Regions from separate parts of the Homo sapiens genome. Here region 1 is linked to region 2. Evidence: chromatin loops called from intact Hi-C (ENCODE). Cell type or tissue: ascending aorta. All regions are shown on one strand. Region 1 overlaps YPEL2 (yippee like 2). Region 2 holds the start of LOC124904040 (a long non-coding RNA gene).

What was found. A loop is a pair of places that touch in the nucleus more often than their neighbours do. Peaks named below come from ENCODE experiments on the same cell type or tissue, not always from the same donor. Only the 100,000 strongest peaks of a DNase experiment are listed, where the experiment ranks them.
Region 1: it touches region 2 in a loop (2.7-fold over the local background); 10 of 110 quality-filtered maps call a loop at or near these places.

The regions. Positions count from the first base shown.
Region 1 is chr17:59,386,003-59,388,502 of GRCh38, forward strand. YPEL2 (yippee like 2) reads left to right here. Exons shown (of 5, transcript NM_001005404.4): 3 at 2,325-2,368. Among named protein-coding and RNA genes, the nearest start is that of MIR4729, 21 kb to the left of the region's middle. In ascending aorta, a CTCF peak has its summit at 1,471; a DNase peak (open chromatin) is centred at 1,525; H3K27ac peaks cover 2,500 bases.
Region 2 is chr17:59,440,013-59,442,512 of GRCh38, forward strand. The region is part of intron 2 of LINC01476 (long intergenic non-protein coding RNA 1476); the gene reads right to left. It overlaps LOC124904040 (a long non-coding RNA gene), which reads left to right and starts at 661. Exons shown (of 3, transcript XR_007065867.1): 1 at 661-1,116; 2 at 1,453-1,624. RefSeq lists enhancers at 684-793, 804-863. In ascending aorta, a CTCF peak has its summit at 1,001 (motif pointing left); DNase peaks (open chromatin) are centred at 343 and 929; H3K4me3 peaks cover 790 bases; H3K27ac peaks cover 2,160 bases.

The sequences.
Region 1 (2,500 bases), 54 kb before region 2:
TTCAATCCAGGATGCTAGTGCTAAGGCAAAGGAAAACAGGCCGGGTGCGGTGGCTCATGCCTGTAATCCCAGCACTTTGGAAAGCTGAGGCAGGCGGATTGTTTAAGCCTAGGAGTTCAAGACCAGCCTGGGCAACATGGCAAGACCCTGTCTCTATAAATTTTTTTTTTTTTAAATAGCTGGTTATGGTGGTATGCACCTGTGGTCCCAGTTACTCTGGAGGCTCAGGCAGGAGGATCGCTTGAGCCCAGAAGGTGGAGGCTACAGTGAGTCATGGTCACACCACTGCACTCCAGCCTGGGTGACAGAGTGGGACTCTCTTGGGGGAAAAAAAAAAGGAAAGAAAGAAAAAGGAAATGCAGGGAACATGAAGAGTCTAGAACATGAGTATCATTGGGTGCCTTTTTCTGGGGAGTTTAGGGAAAGCTTAATGAAAGAGGGGAGCTGAGCTGAGGCTTATTGGGTCAGGTGGAAGAGCCTCCCCATCAGAGGGAACTTCATGGGCAAAGTTAGTGCAATGCAACTTCCAGGAATTGCCTGTGGTTTGGCCTGACTGGAGTGAAGGACATAATGGGGAGGTAGCAAGAGAAGAGGCAGGAGAGGTGGCATGGCCAGGTCATGAAGCCCTGGAGTGGTGTTTGTGCTCCAGGATTGAACAGTGTGGCCAGGTCTAGACCTGTGTCGCTGGGACATTGTCTTATCCAAACACTCAGCATGGACTTCCAGGTTCCAGGTTTTGAGGCTTTGACACTCATAGCTGCTCAGTTGTAGCCTGGAAGCTGCTATATTCCCCAGGGATGTTTCAAGACCCCAAAAAGGAGAGAATTGGTTTGGGTCTGGGCACCAGCTGGGGAATATCTGCCTGCCCCTTGCAGATGCACCTGGGAGTGAAGGTGTCTGGTGTATTTGAATGTTGGAGGCAACCAACAATCCAGCTGCCCCAGAGGCAGTTTTTCCACAAGTAAAGAAGTTTGTTGGCTGGGTGTGGTGGCTCACACCTGTAATCCCAGTACTTTGGGAGGCCGAGGCGGGTGGATCACCAAGGTCAGGAGTTGAAGACCAGTCTGGCCAACATGGTGAAACCCTGTCTCTACTAAAAATACAAAAATTAGCCGGGTGTTGTGGTGCACACCTGTGGTCCCAGCTACTCAGGAGGCGGAGGCAGGACACTCGCTTGAACTCAGGAGATGGAGGTGCAGTGAGCCAAGATCGCGCAACTGCACTCTGGTCTGGATGACAGAGCAAGACTCCATCTAAAAAAAAAAAAAAAAAAAAAAAGAATTTTGTCTTTCACACTGGCTGGCAGCACTGATCCCTGACGTCCTGCACATCTGACAAAAATGATTGTCTCGCGTGCTGATCTGAGTCCTATCTGGTGCTCACCTACCCTCTGGTCATCTGTTAGCCACTCATCTCCTTGTTTGTTGGTTGGTTTTCAGAGCAGACTAAGATACTAAATTCAGGACACTGTTGTTAGACCACATTAAAAATGCAGGCGGCAGTGCAGAACATGGCTGGCTCATGTCAGGCCGACTTCTCAGTGTAACCAGAGAAGGAAAACATGGACAGGGCCCGTGTTAATGGAAGCAGACGCCAGATTGCATGGCAGGCTCTGGCTCCTGTTTCTCCTGTTCCCTGCCGCCCTCCAGCCAAAAGAAAGAAACTAATATGTAAGCTAGAGGTTAAAGTGGAATTGCTGCTTCATGAGCATTTCTGTGATGCAGAGATCAAGTTGCTTACATCTCAAAAGAGCTCCTGTGCTCCCATTTAGGATTGTAAACTGTCATGGCACTTAGGATCTTCTAGAAGGCATGACAAGCGATAAGTGTGGGTTGGATAGTTTTTTCTTGGGTCAGGGATTTTTTTGCTGCCTTTGGTAGAGCTGGACCAAGAGGCCAAGCGAAGGAGCTTGTGGTGGTTTCCATGCCTGGGCCAGCCTGGGAAAGCTGTGGCCAGCACAGATGGCTGAAATCAGGTGGGACCAGGAAACGCCAATGCGGATTAATGATCTCAGGTGAATTAATTACATCAGGCAATGTCAGGAGGGAAGAAGTTTTTAATGACATAGTGGTTTTGGGTTTTTTTCATTTTCTCACCTGGGCTAGTGAAAACAGTCCGGTGGGCCAGATCGAGCTTTGTGGCTCTGTTAATTCCGCCCTCTTCTCCGCCCCCACACCATCTGCCAGCGGGACCGTTAACTGGCTCAGTACTCCCTTTTGCTGTGTCAGTCCTGGAAGGTCATGCTTAACTGTGATTGGGGTTGGTTTCCCAAACAGATAGGTGAAATGGATGTCTAACTATCGATTTGTTTTCTTGCATTTCAGTCATTCCAAGGAAGTCAAGGACGAGCATACCTCTTTAACTCAGTGTGAGTGCCTCTGAATGGTACATTCCTTGTGGGGTACAGATTCGAGGGATGGGAAAAAGCAATCCTTGGTGATAATTAAACAATGAACCCTGCCCTGTCTGCCACAGTAAAACTCTGTGGAGCATTACTGTC
Region 2 (2,500 bases):
AAGTCCCACTTCATCAGAGGCAAAGAATTCTCTCTTAGTTTCACCTCTGAAGCTAGGAAAATTAGCCTTTAACCATACTAAATAGACTTCAATAAACGTTTTTCTATTTTCTTTTTAAATAGAGACAGGGTGTCCCTATGTTACCCAGGCTTGTCTCAAACACCTGGGCTCAAGTGATCCTCCCACCTCAGCCTCCCGAAGTGTCGGAATTACAGGCATGATCCTAGCCAATAAATGTTTTTTAACTGGGAGGGACAGACCAGAAGGATAAGCCGGCACTAATGAAACCAGAAAGACACTTGGCTGGACTCCTAGCATGACACCAGCAAGAGGAAAGTCAAGGCCAGATGCCATCGCTCACACCTGTAATTCTAACACCTCGGAGGCTGAGCTGGGAAGATCTCTTGAGGCCAAGAGTTTGAGACCAGCCTGAGCAACATGGCAAGACCACCCCCCTCCCCATCTCTACAAAAAGAGTAAAAAATTAGCCAGATCTGGTGGTGCATACCTGTAGTCCCAGCTACTTAGGAGGCTGAGGTGCTTGGGCCTGGGAGTTCAAGGCTGCAGTGAGCTATGATTGCCCCACTGCACCCCAGCCTGGGTGACAGAGCAAAACCCTGTCTCAAAAAAAAAAAAATAAATAAATAAAGGAGAGTCAAGTCTCTCAGGGCCTTGGTTTACTTATCTGTAAAATGAAGGTATTGGGCTAGAAGATTCCTAGCAGCCCTAACAGGTTAACTAACAGCCAACTTGGGAGAAAGGCAAAGAGACAAGAATTCCAACGCTGGCTACTTGACAGCACAATGTGACTGGAGTCTCTTGGCTGACTTGTATTCTCTCACTGGTCTCAGCCCAAATGCTTGCCCTGATATGGTACTAAGTTATCCCTTCCTAGAAAAGTTGGTGCCTCACATCCGCCTGCCTGTTGTAGAAAGACGTGAAAAGACACGCCCTGTGCTGCCACCTAGTGGTTCCTCTTCTATCAAGGCAGGGTAGACTCTTCCTTTCTGTTCTCCATCCACCGGCTATGAGGGTCTAACAGGAGAGACTAAAAATAATGCACTTCCAGGTGCCACCGCTTTAAGGGAATCAGGGACTATGACTAAGAACTACAAGGTCTTCTAAACTTTATAATTTCCTCCGTATTGTTATTTCCTGTCTGTTTCGCTGCAGCGATTAGCAGTAAAACTCTAAAAACAAAAATGACCAAGGTTGTTTTTAAGGTCAGCAAGGAAGCAGGGAACTGGGGAGAGACAGCACCCCAGGGTTTGAGGTAAACAACACCAGGAGATGGAGTGGGTGGAAGGAGCTGAATAGCGGAAAGGAAAGAGGGTGAAGTCCTCTGGCTTGTTTGAAAAAGGAAAGAGGGGGTGGGAGGATGAAGTTGCCTTTTAGCTGGAATGAAAGTCATCATCTTAATAGCATTGTCATTCTTTCCTGTTTTGTCTTTAGATGCACAAATCTGTTTTCAAGCCTGGAAAATGAAGCAAATGTGTGGTTTTCAGCTACTGTTGCAGTTCAGGGGCCTTTGTAGCAAATGATACTCCCCTAGACTAAGGATCCGAAATACAAATGTCTATAGAAAGGCCACGCAGATATCGTACTTGGATGGAGGCAGCCAGAGGTAAGGCTGTTGGGAGTGGTGGGGACTGTGGTAAACAGGAGAGTACTCACTCCATCTAAGGAAGCAGAAACAACCAGTCCCAGGTGATTATGGGCCTAACCAAACCGTGTACCCACATTGCTAGATCTTTCACATTTTCAGGAGAAGCTGGAAACTTGGATTATTATGTGAAGTCACCTTATTTTTAAATGTTGGCGGCTAATGTTGCTTAAAAACAAACAACAGTACTCTGAGCCAAATAAAACATATCAATGAGACATATTTAGCTCAAAGGCCAACTCTTTGAAAACATGAATACAGAGCATTTTGCAATCTGGAACGCTAAAGCACTAATATGATTTTTTCAAGGCATGTGGTCTTCTTCTGAATAACAAATGACAAGGCAACAAGCAAATACCAGGTAAACTGGGGAACTGCAAAATGCTTTGTGTTACGATTTGTTAAAATTGACTATTGTGCCTAGAAATTTATATAAAGAGCTAGTTTGTTAATTTTTCATGTCCAACTGGAAAGCTCTGATATATTCTTTCAATAAATCATGAAACATTTATTGAGCACCTAATATATGCAAAGTAAAGATAAATAGGCTGGGTGCCGTGGCTCACACCTGTAATCCCAGCAGTTTAGGAGGCTGAGGCGGGAGGATTGTTTGAGCCCAGGAGTTCGAGAAGAGCCTGGGCAACTCAGGAAGACTTCATCTCTTCATCTTCATCTTACAAAAAATTTTAAAAATTAGCTGGATGTGGTGGTGCATGCCTGTAGTTCCAGCCACTTGGGAGGCTGAGGCAGGAAGACTACTTGAGCCCAGGAGGTCAAGGCTGCAGTGAGCCATGATGGTGCCGTTGCACTCTAGCCTGGATGACAGAGCAAGACCCT